Regions from separate parts of the Mus musculus genome. Here region 1 is linked to region 2. Evidence: chromatin loops called from intact Hi-C (ENCODE). Cell type or tissue: heart. All regions are shown on one strand. Each heading gives the region's core, and the rest is flanking DNA. Links, peaks and the distances in the headings are about the cores only.

Region 1 (9,446 bases), core at 3,971-6,470, 120 kb after region 2:
CTGGCAACCTTGCTTGTCATTGCTTCTAAGTGTGGGGGTAGAAGGAGAGAGTTCTGGATAAATGTGTAATGTTTGCTTTTCCCCATCATGGAGTTCACGGTGTTCTGAAGCGCTGTGGATCAGAAGTACACAGACTGAACTCTAATCTTTATTTCTTTGTGTGGTGACCATGTGATTCTTAGGCAAGCAAGCACAACTGTCAGAACCCGACTCCTTCGTCTGAAAAATGTTTACTCATGTCACTCTTGGCTCCTTCATGAAAAGTCATATGACCCACACCACAAAGGGAAAGTACTCTGGAAATGGCTGAGTGCTTTTATAAAATATAAGCAAGCATTGTTTCATGCTACCATAGCATTTCAGAGCACGAAATTATCCAGAAGAAAAAGTTAGAGGTGAAACCTAAACTCTACCAGTAAGAGGTACGTGATTGCAGCCAAGTCGTGAACTCAGAATCAGTTTTGTTCATTATAAAGCAGGGAATTAAGTGGTATTTATATCAGCAAAAATGTTGGGATGCCATGTACTACAGGCTGTGTGAAGAAATAGAAAATGAAAAGAAGGAAGGAAGTCTTCAAACACTATAAGTGGGTTCTAATAGTACAAACAGAGAGAGAGGGAAGAGGGGGGAGAGGAGAGAACAAGGAGAAGAAGAGAGAGGAAGAGAAGGAGGAGGAGAAGGAGGAGGAAGAAGAAGGAAGAGAAGGAAGGAAGGAAGAAGATGAAGAAAGAAAAGAGAGTCCTCTTTATCCTGTAATGTACTTAACATATTTTATGTCTGTGTTGTGAAATGTAATTTTTCCTGAATCTCCATGAGAAGTTTTTAAATTAATGAACCCAAAACAAGCACAAGAAGGCAAAGGACAGAGGACGGCCCTGCATGACCAAGAAGGCAAAGAACAGAGGACGGCCCTGCATGACCAAAACCTTACTTCTGATTCTGGACTGGGGAATCCTGTCTTAGATATTAAACTCTACCCTGAGTTTGATTCCTTTCTTTGTTCATTCATTAATTTTTCTGAAACCTTTGGATGCTTGCTTTTCTACCACTGTATCAGGGCCTTCAGAAGAGCTGAGGTAACATTTCTTATTGACCTTTATGGACAACTGATCGCCTCGCTCACTCTATTAAATCAATTTTGTGCCTGAACTAGATACAGTTAGCCTTTAGACTTAGCCACTCCAGGCTCTGTACCCTCCTCTTGCCAATACCAATTTTACAAATGGGGGTGTATTATTGTGTAAGAGTGAACATAAAAGGTGACTTTTACAATACCACAAAAACAAAAGGTTATTCATGTATGAACAAATATTCCGTAGTTGCCAACCCAAGAAAGACTCAACATGGGTTCTGACAGGTGTTCAGACATACTTAAATGGTAGACATGTTCCCTCAGTGTATTACTGTTTTTGTTTATCTGAATTCAAGTCTGACTTTCTGGATGTAGAGGTAATGAACAGAATATCAGAGGCTCAATTAGAGCCAGAAATATACCTAAACTTTCTTAAAGATACCTGGCATTGTAGACTTGCTAACTTATATCATTCACAAGTCCTCTTTTTTTTTGTAGCTAAACCTTATTCCCATATGTCAAGAATCCAATGGTGAAAACAGAATAATCCATGTTTCATGATGTTTATAATCTTAAAACGTTTTTCAAATCTTCAAATACTACCACAATTGCATACAATCCTGAATAGTCCTCTAGTTTCTTAAAATGCAACTGGAAACTTCCCTTTCTGTGTCAGCACCTATACAGTCCAATACAGTTGCCGTGTAACTAAATCATCTTCAAAAGAATTTAAAACATGAAACAGTAGATGAAGGCAAAATTGTTTTTCATAGCTCATGAATAGAATCCGCACACCCCCTTTGTGCTTTGTGATTCAGTATGGAAGCAGCGATGGTATAAATAGCACGCTACTACTGGTCTCCTAAGGAGTCAGTTTGATTTGAGGCATATTTAACTTGCACCTCAGAGCGCAGTTTTTATGTCAGGAGAAAATGTTTTGCTACTAGGAAACCTCAACCCTATTCTTATCGCGAGTCTGAGATGTTGTATCTCTTCTGAAGTTGGTGTATTTCATTGAATCATCTTAATGGGCTCTGGCTGCAGAACATCAATATCGCTCTGGAGACGGAAGGTGGTTCCGGTAATGCCTGATGCCTCAGCATCATTTGTAACACAAATGATGGGGAGCTTGCGGCTTAATGGCCACTAATTTATTTTGAATGCTTGATGTGATGCATTGCCTCCATCAGTAGTGAGCCGGTTCACTTCGGCTTGTGAGAAGTAAGAGTTCAGTTGGTGAAGAGTTTTATTCTTTCACATCAGATGGAAAAATATGCCCAGTGGGAGTAGCTTATACATTTACCAGTTCTGTACAATAGTTCTCATACTTCACACACAGTGCCTTGCCTTTTATCATGGGTAACCATGGCAGTATTCCTAAAAACAAAAACAAACAAACAAACAAACAGTCAACCTTTTCTGGTTTTGCTCTTATTTAAGCATGTAGTTCCCACTGGTTTGGGAAGAGTTGTTTGTTGTTTGGGGGTTTAAGTTTATTGGTTGTTTGGTTGTTTGGTTTTGCCTTTTTGAGACAGGGTTTCTCTGTGTAGCACTGGTTGTCCTCTAACTCTCAGATCCTCCAGCCTCTACCTCCTGGATGCTAGGATTAAAGGTTCGTGCCGCCACCACACCTTCCTGGAACAGGTTCTTAATTGATATCTGTCATGGTATTTTTCTCCAGAAAGGATGTATGTCACATTTTATACACTAGAGATTGTTATATGTCTCAGTACTTAACATTACATCAAATGGACAGTATTTTTCTTATTATTGCTTAATTGCATTGCCAAGGAAGATAAATTTAACGAGGTTATTGGAGTTCCCAGAAGTTATCTTTGCTGAGTGATGGACCTTTAAATGCAATCAATTCAGTCTGGAAAACCTCCTTCCTCTGGTAACATCATTAAATAATTTCACTTGAAACTGGCCTCTTTGGCATTTGATTAGTAAGAGTTTTGATGTGGTGCCCCTCTGTTGCTATGAGCTGTGTTGATGTCCGTTGCTATCGCTGTGATATAAAAAGGGCCTGGGATCTGAGTCAATGTGTGTGTGGAACAGACTTTCCTGGTTTTGTTTCCATGATGACTTGAGATCTTAAGACAGCCATACTCTAGACTGGTTCCTGTCACTCTTTGCATTATCCTTGATACAGAGTTCCTGCCCAGATGTTCCATCAGGGTCAGTGGATGCTTTCTAGGATCATTTGACGAATTTCTCCTTATATCAAAACAGCAGTGTGCCCTGGTTTCCCTCCAGCGTTTGCATGTCATGCCTTCTTTTCTATCTATCAGTGCACATAGTACAAAGAGCTATTGGATTACAGAGACTGGAATGGTTTGCCACTGCCCTGCGTGATAGTGGCCAAGATCTCCAAAATTCATCTTATTATTTGTGCATTCATATAAGAACTGGATGGGGAAAAGTTCCAAAGGCTGCAAGCATACGCAAAGAACGATAGGCAGCTAAGGAAAACTAGAAAGGAGAGTGGTGGCTCGCTGATTGTCTATGCAGTACCAACAAAGGTCAGTCAGTCCTGAAGATATACTTACAAGTAACAACATAGAGGAAAAAAATATATATATACAAATGCATAACGGTGAAGGAAAAAAGAAATCATGTATCTAAAGGAAGGCTGGGGTTGGGAGAGAAAATAAGAATAGAGCAATAAAATTGTATTATAATCTCAAAACAATAAAACAGACTAAGACTTTTTAACAAAGGATAATATCATGTCACATTCTTGCAGAGCCCCTAGGCTGTTCGTATATCTTCTTCCAGAGATACTGGATTTATGCTATGTGTCCACATCAACACAAGAACAGCAGCTGTCTGATCTAAGCTATTTTTGCACACCACACTAAGAAAAGCCCAGTTCCCAAAGGCACACTCAGAAAGACTACATATTGTAAGTATCCACTGGAGCTATTCAAAGAATTCAGGTGACCAGGGAAGTCACCCTGGGGTGTGAAGCCCCACAGGGTGGGTGCTTCTCAGTCTTACTGTGGTTTGGTTTGGCAGGGACATCTTGAAGTTTTCTCATGCACGTTGAAATAGTTCCTGATAATATGTAGTGCCTTCGCCAAGCAAACAGTCTGGCAATAGTCGTTTACTATAATGAGACAGACAGGCAGAAATGATAGTGGAAGTTTCAGGTTTTTTTTTTTTTTTTAAAGGGGAGAAAGAATGTTTTTGCTTGCGAATCATAGAGGATACCTAAGCAGCCAGGAGACAAGGGCGCTCATGGAAACAGTAGATTATAAAACTTGATTACTGGCTTTTATTGTAGCCAAGACTTTAAGAGATTAAGTATTAACATCAGAGGGCAAAACTAGTTCAGATAGTAAATGGAGCCTCGTGGCACCGGCAAGAAAACAAAGCAGGCATTCAAATGGGACTGTTATCGCCCTTGTAAAGGGACAGGGACGTGAGCCAACAGGAGGAAGCCCTGCCTGCCCTTTGAAAGCAAACGTGGAATTTCGTGATCTCTCAAGCATTACTGCCGTCTCCGCTGCTGTAATGATTCCAGTGAAAGACAGCTGACTCGTGTAACCCTGTGTCTCAAAGGCAGATGAAGATGGTACCAGTCAAATACCCATCTTATTTCTAATTAACACAACAGTGGATCATGTGAATCTTAAAAAAAAAAAAATCATTTCCTCATTAACAGTTACCTTCCCCACCTCTTCACGGGACCTTTCGGGACTTTAAAGGTAGATGGCTTGCTCGTTCCTCACATGGTTCTTACTGGAGGTTTTAAAATCTATTTACCAACTCCAAACCCTGGCATGGGCCAAGCCTCTGTTCTTGGTCTTAAACTACACATGGTTCTGGCAGTCAGCCCACTCTTTGTGGGATTCCAGCCTGTTCTGTGGCTCTCGTTCCGACTTTATCTTATTGAGGACAGCCGGTAGTCTTAGTGCCACACACCGTAGCCTTGTCTTGGAAGGAAGGAAGGTGCCGACGACTGGCCAGAGGCAAAAGGCCATTGCACACTGAGCTTAAGCTCTTAGAGTCGTGAGCTTCCCGTGCGAAAGAATCCGTTGAGGAGCTTGAAAGCTGTTTCGTGACATCTGTGTCTAGGGCAGCTCCAAAGCTTCTCCTGTCCAGGGTGGAAGGCATTGGGAACACCTTGAAAATCTTTGGTGTTTGCAAGCGTGCTGTGAGGAAGCAAACACTTCTCAGAGCTAGGCTGGACCTTCTCCTTCTTAGCACTTGACTCTAGGCGAGTCTTAGGAATAATAGCCTTACAATGATGTCTTATAAGTGTTTATTAAAAATCAGGTCAGAGGGGACAGAATGGAGGGCTCAGTAGTTTAAGAGCAAGGGATGCTCTTCCAGAGGACCTGGCTCCCACAAGCCAGCTCACACTCAGTTACACACTCAGTTACAGGGAAGCAGTGCCCTCTTCTGGCTTCCACCGGCAACAGACATGCATGCACGTTGATGCATAGACCTACAGGTCAAACACATACACATAAAGGAATGAACTAAATGCACATTTTAATCTGGCAGAAGCAGCTCTGGTTACAGGGTGAGATGCTCCATTTCTGCAGATAGGAGAGCAGGGTAGGCTTCCCATAGGGTCACACGCTAATGCAGCTCCAGCTTTGGGTTCCTAGCATCCACACTCAGCCTTAGAGCTCTTGCACGAAGCAAAAAGGCATTGACTTGAACCCTCGGGGGCTCCTGAGGCCAGTCAGGACCTGCGAGTGATAACTCCACGCTATTGATTTGTCAGTTTACAGTTAATTTTGGGATGCGGAGGAAAGAAGAGCCACAGTGTTCAGATTGCTGCCGGCCAAATTGCTGCTTCATGAGCCAAATGCCCACATATAGAGAGGAAGCGAGAAACCGCTGTGGAAATGAAAGGATCAACAGAGATTTGTCACAAAGAAATTGGAATTAAGTCATGGAAAACATGCTGAAGATATTTGATGAGACGCTAGGGAGATATTTAAAATAATCAAGCAGTTACCGAATTTATCACGATCTTAGAAAATGTAGAAGAATAGGAGGAGGGAAAGGAAAAGAGAGCAAATGTTGATGTTGAAAGACATCAGTATTGTTTTCCAGTATGAGAGTCTCGGGAGATCTTTTGGGCTGTAGTAAATGTAAGAATGAAGAGTTCTCATGCTGTGCCTTCAGCAGTCTCCTTTTCCAAGATAAGTACAGTTTCCTTTCGCATCCCCTTTCTTTCGGAATGTCTTCATATCAGTGTAAATTGTAGGACATGGATTACCCCCCTAATTTCCCAGATTGAGGTTGGTTTGGTGAGTGACAGGACGTGGATGTTTCGGAAGAGATATCTTCCCGTAAGAGAAGCCGTGGTAGCTGTACGCAGTGCAAATAGGTGGATGACTCGGTGCACAGACATTGCCGGATGAAGGAGCCACTCCTGGCTGAAGAAGGAGTGCTACCTAGGATTCCAGAGGAGTAATCCCCGTGTCACTACTTATTTAAGATGCCCACAATGTTTATTTACTAGTAACTAGCCACATTGAAGTAGTAAGAGAAAACTGGGGTGCTCAAACTGAAAGAAGAAAGGTTTTTTTTTAATAATTATGGAAGAAACAGAGCAAAAGCATAATTACACATTATTTACCTAAGAAGTGAAGTAGAGTTTTCCTCCACTGGTGTTTCATACACTTCAGAAAATATTATATCAGTATACCCTATCGTTTGTCATTAATGCTTTTTTATGCATTGTTATACCTTGCTCTTTATTATATAATTTCATTATTTACAACAACTCTTAAATTTAAAAATTTTGATCATACTATTTCCTTCCCCAAGTTGTCCCAGATCCTCTCCCATGTCCTACACACCACACTTTTAAGTTCTTTATCAGAAAATGAGGGTACAATAACAACACCCCCCAAAACAAGGAAACAAAGTAAAATCACCCACACCCTCAAAAAAAAAAAAAAAAAACCTTGCAACTGAGTAAATGTGCGTGCAAAAAAGAGTAAGGAGAGACCGGGAAGCTTCACCCATCCTGCATCTTTAACACCTAAGTGTGTGGATAAAGCGTCAGAGGGAGCAAGTATTTCTGAGATGTGTTAATATACAGAGCTCACAAGGATCGTAGATCATAAACACGCATGGAAGTCAGAGGTGTGTGACAAAACGGCCTGTGTCTCATTTTTAACATATTTCACATATTTAACATATTTCCAAAGCTGGTCTTCAACTAGGCTCGTCACCAAAGAAAGCCAGGGTCATCATTATGCTTTTCAGAGATCACTTTAGTGATCAATTTATGTCCAGTGAAAGAAGGGATATAGAACAAGCAAGGAAAGGCCAACAAGCGTGAAAAGAGACACTTGTCTGAGTGGCGTTTAGGACCCAGATTTGATGTATCTGCTACATCTGGGACAAAATGTGTGGAACATGAAAACTGACTGAGGATGATGTCCAGTTTGGGGCCTGGCTGAAAGCACGGTAATGTCACCCAAGGAAGCAGGTGTATAGGAGGAGCCCGTGTTATTCCAGGAGCTAGATTGAAACTGAATTTGTATCTCCAAATACTTTGATGTCCTCCCTGATGTACAAAGCTGAGGATGTGAGAAAGGGGTTGTTCTGCACTTCATGGGTGCTCTAACACGGCGACTAAAGAGAACTCAGAGGGAGAGATGAAGACGCTTCGCCTCTAACAGAGTCTTCATCTAGCACATCCTGAGTGGTGCCCCAGTTAGCTGGGTGTGGTGACTCATGTCTGTAACCCCAGCATTCGAGAGGCTGAGAGACTAGGACTGACTTGAGTTCTAGACTAGCCTGGGTTACACAGTAAGTTCCAGGCTAGCCTGAAAATTAGAGAGCAATCAAAAGTGGGCAAGTTCTCTCCACGTTGGCATTCCACGCTAGTTCTCTCTGCTTCTAAACCTACCAGAAAAATATTACATTTCTCCTTCAAAGAATATTGACAAGGTACATACATAGCAGATAATTAGATTTCTTATGAAAGAGTAGGTCCTTGCAGTCTCACTTTTCCCCCAAGGCTGGAAAACAGTATTGAGCATAATCACTCTTTAAAATAAGTAATAGTTTGCTACCAAGAAGTACAGAGACGAATATACGAATGTATTCACGTGATGTTGTAACGATACGAAGGAAAGGCTCTAAAATGCTTGCTGTTTAAATAGAAAACACGCCAACGTCCCGCTGCATTGTAATAAAAATTAATGAACAAATTGGTAATCAAAAGCCTGTTGAAATATAATGAATTAGAGTTTAATGAAATAATTAAAGGTATACTAGAAAGAGTTTTGAATCTGTGATCTTACCCCATTCTTGTTGGCTAAATGGAAGAGAAAAATCTAAAATGAGAAGAGAGTAGAACTTAGACACCCGAAGAAGGGGAACACAGTGCTTGGCCTATTTAAGTCACAATGTGAGAATCTTGAAATGTTTGAGTAAATAAGCTTACTGGTTACTTATACATGTGCCCCACTATTTGTAGCCAACCCTATACAATTTAATTGGCTTTGGTGACGCTCTTAGTATTCAATTTTTAACAACTACAGAAAAGAATAATTCACCTTAAGTCCCTAGTAAGATGTGAAGAGCCAACCTCACATACCAGTTCTTTACTACAATAAAAGCAAGTTTTCAATAATGGCCTTCGAAAATTGGAGGGAGGAAAATCTCTAGTTAGATTGCATTTTCCCAAAGAGCACTGTTTCCTGTGGGTGATGCGGTATATTCTCATGTAGCTCCTACATTACACAGGAAGATTAGAACTGCCTGCTTCAGTTTTTGTGACTGTTTAAATGGAACCAACACCAGGCTATATTCATCAAGAACAGAACCTTCACTCCATCTAATGGTGTCAGAGTATCATGTCATTCACTGCAATCTATAGCTAGTGGCATGCCATAATATCGATTAGAGGAATGAAGCTAGGGGCATGAGAATAATAGAGATATTTCGCTGACTATGAAATTAGTGACTAATGATGATTCTGCTTACAGGTCTGTGGTGTAGATCTTAAAAACAACAGCCATTGTCTGTTCCTGTGTAGTATTTTTAGATATCACAGAATGTACCACTTCACCTACCTGTGATAATTATCCATCCTCTGTGCCAGGCACACCCATATCTCTGTGTCTCTCTAGTTTAAGATAGGCCTGTAGTTCACACTTAGCTGGAGGTTTAACATCTTTTTCTGAAAAAGAAAATAGAAACATCTTCGTTTATCAGATTGCTATAAGATAATATTTAGTCTTTTCCTCTTATTTTCTAGCCTTGTTGCCATTTAAAACTGTCAACTTACATATTAGGACAGGGAGTTGTTTGAGGGTCACTCCAACTTTACCGTAACACTTCTAGACAGTTTTGTGTATTTAAAGAGTGAATTTTGTACATTCTGACATT
Region 2 (9,446 bases), core at 4,305-6,804:
CTCTTTCCTTTTTCCTCCCCTTTCCTTTTCCCTCCCCTCCCTTCCCCTTCCCCTCCCCTCCCCTCCCCTTCCCTTTCCCTTCCCTTTCCCTTCTTTAAAACCACATTTTCATAAGAACCCCATTCACTCAGGATCACAATTTTCCATCCCAGGAGACCAACATTTTTAGATTCTCTGTATGAGTGCAGTCAAGGCCCCCAGCACCTGGTTGATTGACTCAGAAAAATGTCTTCGTCTTTCTTTCCTGTTGTTGCAAACAGCAAGGTCTTACCACTGAGTCATCTCCTACCACAGGGACAGGATCATGACCACATGGTTTCGAGGCACATTGGACTGTCCCTTCATCTTTATTTCCAGGCCATTCACATTTGTCAAAAAGAGCTTCCCAGGAGAAATGTCATCCCTTGCCCTCACAGAGGATGGAATCCCGGGGGAGGATAAGTGCCACTTGTAAGTGGCTCCTTCAGAAGAGCATTTTAGTCATCCCAGGGAATCCCGAGTAGGGCTTGAGTTAGGATTCATTGACATTGTCTAAAAATAAACTTTTCTATCCTTAATAATACCTTACTGTAAGTTCCACTAGTAAAAGTGTTCCCTGCTAAATGGAGTTAGAATTTAATGAAGCATTAAAGCCACTGAGATCTAACAGTTCTAGGGAGACATCGGGGATATGCTTAGAGTTGCTAGAGTTGAAGTATACATTCATTTGAGCTCACTAGTCCTGGAGCCTCATCGCGCTCACTCAGTGTGAGAGGGGAAGGTCTGCGAATCTTAGAGCCGTGACCTCTGAGGAGGAGGGAGCTAGCTTGACTGATTGGAAATGGGAGAAGGGAAAGCCCCTGAGCAAAATGACACTCTAGCTGGATGAACACATCATGGTGTGCTGCCGTGGAAATCTCTCAGGTGAGTGTAAGTGTCCAGAGAGCTTCCCAAGGGCTGCTGGGATGGCACTGAGTTGGAAGCCTGCCTGTGAGATGGAATAACTTGTCAAGAGCAAGAAACAAGACTTACAAGCGCTTTTTTCTTTTCTGTTAATTTTAGAAAAATATGAGATGAAAACCTAAAATTACTAGTTGTCAAGTGCTGGAGATGGAGCTAAAGAACTGACTGCCGGTTATAGCACTGCTTACAGAGATGTGAACATTTACCAAAACTCAAAGCTATAACACCTACCATGTGCGAATTTTCCTTGCAGGAAATCATACTTAAAAACACCAAGAAAATATTAAAAAATGAGCATACTTCATTTTGAAAGGTGAGACTGTTGAAAGTAAAAAAGCACATACAACTTGGTGAAATGATCTACAGAAAGGCATAGTCTACTTCTCATGGTATTAGATCAATAAGAGTTTACAAACTGTGTGTGTTGTGAACTCCACGCTTAGCTTGTCAAGTGCATGTAGACATACATTTATTTTAATAGATGAATGATAAGAGATGTAGATGATACAGATAGATACATGCATAGATAATAGACATATATATATATATATATATATATATATATAATAGCTGTTATATAGATGACAGAGAGATAATATGTAATCTGTACATAGATTTCGTTAATACTGATATCATCAAACCAATTAGAATGCTGAATTGTTGGTTTCCAAAAAACACAGTGTGTGACACCTATCAACAGCAAATACCTCAGGCTATGGCTATATATAGTGGTAGCTGTAAATATGATGTGGCCTATGCCACCTGTAAACTCTGGGCAAACAGATGGTGTCCTTACTTTTACATGGTTAAAATATTAAAAACTGCACATTTCCTTTATGCTGGAGGGAGAATGCCATGGGGACCCTGGGGCCACTGGGTTATTAAACATTTTCCAGAGGAATAGTGTTTCCTAAAGTTCAGGAAGCTTACTTCCCACCCAGCAGGATGATGCACCTTACCAGGACCCCAGTGTGTTAGCCACCTGGTGCTCAAGCAGCCTATCAGGGTATGGTGGTCCATGTCTCGGGTCAGTGTAGGGATTGGAGAAATGCTCAGATGGACAGATTTCCTTAGAGAGGGCTGGAAAGTTTTCATGGTCTTGCGGCAAATCTCCAAACACTATCTTTGTCCTTTAGATACATCTGGTGGCTCTTGCCTTCTCCTTTGAATGATACAGAAAAGAAGTGATTCTACCAAGCACTGACTCTAAGCTTCATACTCATGGCTGAGCTAACCTACGGCAAAGACAGACACTATACCATATGGAGGCAATACCCAGAGTCTATTGCTTAGCTGAGCTTGTTGAAGTTCATAATTACTCCACAGGTTGGATCCATTTTCTGCAGGAGATCATGGCCACCTATAGACTGTTAGCATTGACGTAGATTCCTTAGTTCTCCTTAGCCCCCATCACCATGTGATATGGATTAGCTTTACCCACTTGGCAGAAGTATCTCTGAGAAGTCATTTTGCCCTTTGATGTCTTACCTAAAGAAAAGTACAGGAGTTGCTCTAGTTGTCTGGTTGCCTTGACTATGTATCTGTATTTTTTCTACAATCTACGAATTGAAACTCTCATACTGGTTATGATTATTTGGAGCTAAAGGTATATAGGAAGGTAATTCATTGTAGTGAGGCCACGAAGGTGGCAAGAATTAGTAGTGCTCTCCAGGAGAACTCAAAGCTGGCCAGCAGGCTCCTGACCTGACCTTTGGGGAAACAGCTAGGAGATGGCAGATCAGAACTCAGTCTACCTGGCCTGCTGGCACACTGCTGTGTCTCTGGCAGAAGCAAGCATGCATTGTTTAACCTACACAGTCTATTGTATTCTACCACAGCAGCTGGAGAAACCCGAGACTTCAGGGTGTTGATCTCTTCTATAGACGCATGGCCATGGAGAGAGTGATAATAGAGAAAGCCAACTTTCTGAGCAGGACCTTGGTTATATCACACTTACTGTTTAGAGTCCAGATACTCATAGTCTACGCTGGGGCATGAAGGCATGTGGCCTTGAAGGTACAAGTCTTCCTGCCCCAGCTGTACTCACAGGCCCATCTGGATCCTGAGATTTAAATTCTAGAAAAGTAGCACTTGCGATGAAAGCCTGCTATGGTGCTAAAGGGTTGAGCGTTGAAGGTTGTAAGTTTAGCAAATGAGTTAAGTAGTTCCAGAGCCTGGAGAGAAAAAGATAAAAACAAATCACACAACACGGGAGAAGGAGAGGAACGAGTGGATTAATTTAAGCACTGTATGTTTCTTGTGCTTCCTGTTCCTTTACTGTGAAAAGAAACTGAAGTGACAAATAACCAAAAAACATCTTAATTGCAAACATCCAAGAACATGTCCTTGCTGTGTCTCTACATTGCTTGTTTTAAACGTTTATTACTCTTTAGTGCCAATAAAATAAAGACATTTATAATCTTTGTTAGGTACTCAATTCTTATCTTCCACAATTATTCATTTATACTGTTTTGTTCCCTCCCCCCCCCCTTGTAAAAATGGGTTTTCTAGAATATCCTGCCTCAAGTTTTCCTTTTGGACTATTAACGTTCTTAGAAACATTTAACATTCATCATTGTTAGGGTGTGTGCTTGTGCGTGCACTTAAGTGTGTGTGTGTGTGTGTGTGTGTGTGTGTGTGTGTACGCAACTGGTCTTGTTTGCCAGGTGTGTGGAAGTCAGAGGACAGCTTACAAGTGTAGGTCTGCTCTGCCATGTAGATTCTGGGGTTTGAACTCGGGTCACCAGGCTTGGTGGCAAACATCTTTAGCCACAGAACTTTTTGGCTGAGCCGTTTTGAAGTTAACAGCCTCTCAAATTATCTTCTGTTCACTACACATATTGTCGCGCTCAAATCTTATGAAAACAGTTCCCTCTTTTGTAATGGCAGAAATTGATATTAAAATTCTGCCCTGCAGACTGCCTAGAGGAGACATAGTAAGACGTCCTGAATGTGTACCCAAGTGATCCCACCTTACTGCCTCGGTCTCCAAATGTGTGTAACATGAGTAACAGTGACCGAATCTAATGGAGTATCGCATCATGATGATCAGGACAGGAAAGGCCAATTAAATGGGCAGAAAATTGTAGCCTTGCTCTCAAATTCAAGCACATATAGTGCCACAAGGTTTTTCTCTAAGTAGAGATGTCAGTCTTCGAGTTGTCCAACCCTTCAGTTCCAACCCTTCCTTCCTCTTTTCAACTTCCCCAAGAAGGGCATGTTAGGGTGAAAAAAAAGGCCAACTCAACATCTGTGGGGTTTACCATAGTCCTTAGTGTTATTCTTGCTTAAATAACTAAATCCCGTCGTGAAACTTAAATAATGTGAGTGACATAAATTATTTACAATTGATAACCAACCACTGCCCGCAACTTCTACACTTTCAGTGTTTTGAGCTGTTTTCCATGCTTGTAAGTTTTACGTTTTTCTTGGAAGGATTTGTCTCTGGTGCTCCTACAGCACACCTTTCTCTATCCTCAATCAAGCCAGCACTCATTCCTAACGGAAGTCCTTAACTGAATGAATAACGAACGACTGGATGGATGGATGGATGGATGGATGAGTCACGCAGCCTTTTCTGTCGTAGCTCTTTTCTCTGCATTCTGCAGGCTCCTCTCTGCATCCTTATCTAGACATTGCATAACAGCCTAGGTCTCTCAGGCCACCTCACACCTGCCTCCTCAGGTTGGGCGCCAAAGCGCTAGGCCGGAGCAAGTCTGGGCTGCCCAGCCACAGCAGATCGCTCCGGGTCAGAACTAAAATCCGAAATGGAGTGCCGGGAGCCACAGAACCCGCGCAGACCAGCGCCAACCGCTGAGCCCTCAGGAGCATGCTCAGTGCGCCTCCCTTCCTCGCGCCCCCAGCCCGCACCCCGCTCCCGCGTCCACCCCCTCACCGCACCCAGGCGCGCTCCCGGGCACCCCAGCCCGCCTCTGCTCCCGCACCCCTCTCCCGGGCCTCGGTAGGGGAGGACACGTCAGGGGACATAAATAAATAAATAATTCCATTCAGCGGATGACAGCGAGGCCGGGCGGCTGCTGCTGGGCGGGGGGACCGGGAGAGCGGCGGTGCGCACCGGGTGTCAGAGTCAGGTAAAGGCGGTGCTCCCGGGGAGGACGGGAGGAGGAGGAGGAGGAGGCGGGAGGAGGGCGAGTGAGGTTACCCAGGGACCGCAGGCGGGTGCGGAGAAATGGCAGCCGGTGCCAGCCGGCGCTCCAAGTGCCTCGAGCCCTTATATAGACAAAAAATCCCGAAGCCGAGCGGGCGCGGGCTGCGGCGGGAGCTTCAGGGTCCCCAAGGTTCGGGGATTCAGAAGTCTCAGGGTCGAGGCCACCAGCTGCTGGCGCTGCTCAACTATGCTGTGGCGCCTCCTCTGGGCACGGCGGAACATCAGGCGGGCACTGCCAGGCGAATGCCCCTGCCATGCTCGCCCACATCTCCCCAGACCCACAGCGTCTGGGGTGGTGTCATTGAAGTGGGTGTGGATGGGTGGGGAAGTGCGTGGAAGGAACGGCTGCCCTTTCAGCAGAAGATCCGCACCTGGGGAGAAGGGAAGGTGTCCTGTTTCGGTCCCCAGGAAACCTGGGTGGAGACCGGAGACCACTGGACAGATGCAGGAGAGGCTTGTGGCCTGGCCTAAAGGTTACGCTGTCTTCCAGGGACCTGAGAAGAGCCAGTACCACCTGTGGTCCTCTGGGCTTCCTGAGCTATTTCATCACGCTGGGGACACCAGTCTTGGGCAGGTAGCACACAGGTGGCTGTGAGCCTCAGCGGATGCTGCTTCCCTGCTGGCTTCTGCATTCTTTACTTCCACTAGCCAAGAGGGCTGCAGATTGCTTTGGGAGGAGCAGTAAGTAGTGCTCTGGGTGTCTCTCACTTCCTGGTTGGACTACTCTGGGGCAATTACACACACACACACACACACACACACACACACACACACACACACACACACACACAGACACACACACACACACACACCAATTTCTCTGCAAGTGTTTCTTTAACTCCCTTTTTGGTGGAAAATTAAAACCGGGCCACATTGAACTGTGTAGTGGCAATACAAAAGCTAATCGTCCATGCCCTTCTCCCTCCCCAAACCAAAAGGAGATGCAGTGAAGGGATTAAAAATAGCAGGAACGATGCTCGAGACTCAAAAAGCCCCGACAGGAGGAAACCGTGGGCACAAATGCTTTTTTTGGGTGTTCCAGGCTTCATGCCTGAACCCAGTCAGCTAGGACAGCAAGGCTCCCGAGGCCTTCTCAGGTTCCCTTGACCCGTGCCCTGTCACCCAAACCACAAAGGTGAGGATTTAGAGAAGGCAAGAGGAAAATCAGAGTTGGGTGTGGGCCACAGAATGCAGATGAGAGTCGAACAAATTAAGTTACATGAAGACAGTCAGGCAAGCCTAACTCTCCATATGTTCTGCTTTTAAGTCCTTTTACATGGGAGGGTAACGGAATAATTTTAGAGATGAAGGGGCGGGGCGCGGTAGAGGGCAGCTAGCTCAGTATATGCTGTAACAGCTCATAAAGAAAGAAACCCACAAAGCAAGCAGTGGGGGAGCAGTTGAGGATTAGACCACGAGCTCTATCACTGTGCAATGCCCCCTTCCACGTCTTATTCGTAACTTTTATTTTGAAGCAAAATCTTGTTAAAATAGCAAGGCTGGCTTTGGATTCTGTGCAGCCCAGGGGAACTTTGCAGTGGCCCTCCTCTCTGGGAATAGAGGTGAAAGGGAAGTGCCACTCTTTTCTGAAGCAATCATCAATTACCAACAGTTTCTTAGATACAAATCAGTACACATTCCTGCAAATGCCCCCTTTGTCTCTAGACACACACATCTCATTTTAACATCAGCCCTATATTTTGGGCCTCCATCTTTCCTACAGGTAGGGAAGGCAGAACGACCTAAACAAACAAACAAACAAACAAACAAACAAAAAATATGTTCCTTATCCAGAATTTTATTCTGGGTACCTGAGGTGAAATAAGTGTGTCTCTAGATGATTCTTTTGACTCTATTCTCACTCATCAAACACTCTGGAGATACACACGGGATAAAAGGAAACAGAATACAGAGAGAGTGAGACCCAGAGACCACCATAATGGTTTCTGTATTTTTGTAAGGTGCAGTGTATTATTAGTAATTTTGTCTTCATTTTTTTCCCTTGTCTACAAAATAAGATTGGCTGTACCCATTCTGAATTACTACTATGGAAAATAAACTACGGGAACCCCTTAGAATGGGCAGTAGCTAATTTTGACACCCCAGCTTCATTCCAGTTACTACTGGAGTTACTGTGATGTGGTCTCAAGAAATTCACATTCTGAGAAGTATGAGCACAGACACACACACAGACACACACAGACACACACAGACACACACAGACACACACACACACACACACACACACACACACAGACACGAGTAGCCGGGGATTCTAGTTATCTGGTTAATCTTTCTCAGCACCTCTTGTTTTTCAGTTTTTGCCACTTCCTTTTTTCTCTAAGAATGAGACCTATATCCCAGTTAATCCAAACAGACTTTAGCAGTTGTAAAAAGTACTTATCAGATCTGCCAAAAGGCACCTTTTGGAAGTGGTGTACCTCAGGGACCCAAGCATTTGGTTCTGCATTCTTGTTCACTGTGAGTGACCCTGTGTCAGTTGGTGATAGACTCCTTCTTCAGGAGTCCCTCCCTGGGACTGTCTTTGCCAATGTATTGATTGCCCCTCCCTTTGAGAAAAGCTATCATGTTGCACTTTCTTCTATATTTTTAGACAAGAGTAATTTACTCATTCCTGGAGGTTGAAAAGTATAGTAACCTTAGTGTCATTAGAATGTTGTCTGTCTTCAGGCATGATATGACTCTTTTCTATAAACATATAAGGACCTTATAGGGGAGAATTGTGTACACTCATATTTACAGACATGTCTAGGCTCAGGGCTTACTCTATCAGCATAGCTAGTGTCTTAGTCTGCAGCAGTGTTGTGTCTAACACAACACCTGATGCTGGAAAACATATTAGAAAACCAAGGAAGCTGATTTGCCTCATGGTACAGATGGATGCGAAACATAAACATAATGGTACTAGCATGTTGTTAGTGTCCCTTGGTAGCATGATAACGTGCGAATGTAGTAGGGTGAACGGAACATACAAAAGTGGCCAAACATGTGGTGTGGTTAACTGCTACCCCAGTAACTAACCCAACCTCACCTGACGTCACTAATCTTGTCAGAAGCATTATGAGTGGTATTCCCCAAATCCCAACTCCCCCTTCAAGTCGCCAGTAGCGCTTGGCACAACACCATTCTGTAAGAAGTTGAGGACTCTACATGAGATTTGTTGGGGACAAAGCATATTGAAGCCATAGCAAGTATTCAGTGAGAGAGATGGAATAAACAGCTCTGCATAATGCAGCTTTTGCCTTTTGTTGAGTTAACCCAGGGCAAACACTTCTTCTTCTTCTTCTTCTTCTTCTTCTTCTTCTCCTTCTCCTTCTCCTTCTCCTTCTCCTTCTCCTTCTCCTTCTCCTTCTCCTTCTCCTTCTCCTTCTCCTTCTCCTTCTCCTTCTCCTTCTCCTTCTTCTTCTTCTTCTTCTTCTTTTTCTTCTTCTTGCCATCTCAAAGTTTTGATTTATTTGTTTCTCTGGATCTTGGCTTGTACTCACAAATTTTCTAACTACTTAGCTATTCTTTCAACCATTTTTTAAAAATACAGAATATACAAAGAAGAAAAAATTTAAAACAAACAAAACAAAATTCTCTCTGGAACCAAAACCTCCATATCTCAGCAGGAGTAGGCACCATAAAGTTTCTGCAGGCATTGTGAACAGAAATAGTCACTGCTTCATAGGGCAAACACTTCTTTCTGTCATGTTCTTCAGTGCCTGGCACATGGTAGTTCCGAAAGACAAATTATAGAAAGAGTGAAGTCAAGAGCAACAGAAGCAGATGTGACACGAGAGGAGGGGGAAGGAAACCTACCAAGAACAGCAGCTGACCCTCCTGTGTCTCCAGCTCCGACTCAAGCAGGAAGGGTCACGGGCACTCTGCCCTCTAAGACGGGAATGCCAAAACTCTTTGGAGGGGCTCCTAGCCTCATGTTCCCGCCAGCCGTCTAGTCTGTAAGATGTGTTTATGTGGATTAGAGAAGCACCTTCTCTTGGATGGTGAATTAGCAAATGAGGCACATACACCTTAAATACCTGTGTGAAACCCACCCAAAGCAGACAGGAAAGCCACTCAGGAAAGACTCCTTCATGGACTCTAGGTTTAAGTTGCTCCTAAGAGACCGCTTAGTGACAGGTCTCGTGACAGGAGAGAGTTGACTTTCTATGGTATTTTTGAACATGGAAGAAGATGCTGAATGTGAGGTGTCATAAGTCAGACCTGACAACTAGCGTGGATACAACAATCACAGTAAGCATTCTCACTGCCTCTCTCCCCTTCTCATCCTGGCCTCTGACTATTTCAGTGGTTAAGGCCCTTACTGGTTTCC

What was found. Peaks named below come from ENCODE experiments on the same cell type or tissue, not always from the same donor. Only the 100,000 strongest peaks of a DNase experiment are listed, where the experiment ranks them.
Region 1: a loop joins it to region 2, with 2.6 times the contacts of the local background. A loop is called at or near these places in 7 of 42 quality-filtered maps.

The regions. Positions count from the first base shown.
Region 1 is chr10:125,261,170-125,270,615 of GRCm38, reverse strand. The region is part of intron 3 of Slc16a7 (solute carrier family 16 (monocarboxylic acid transporters), member 7); the gene reads left to right. Among named protein-coding and RNA genes, the nearest start is that of Slc16a7, 43 kb to the left of the region's middle. In heart, for the core only: a CTCF peak has its summit at 5,499 (motif pointing left); no DNase peak of the experiment used is centred there.
Region 2 is chr10:125,384,874-125,394,319 of GRCm38, reverse strand. It overlaps a transcript of Slc16a7 not described here. Among named protein-coding and RNA genes, the nearest start is that of Slc16a7, 81 kb to the right of the region's middle. In heart, for the core only: a CTCF peak has its summit at 5,302; DNase peaks (open chromatin) are centred at 4,999, 5,739 and 6,409; H3K4me3 peaks cover 1,525 bases; H3K27ac peaks cover 1,299 bases; H3K27me3 peaks cover 398 bases.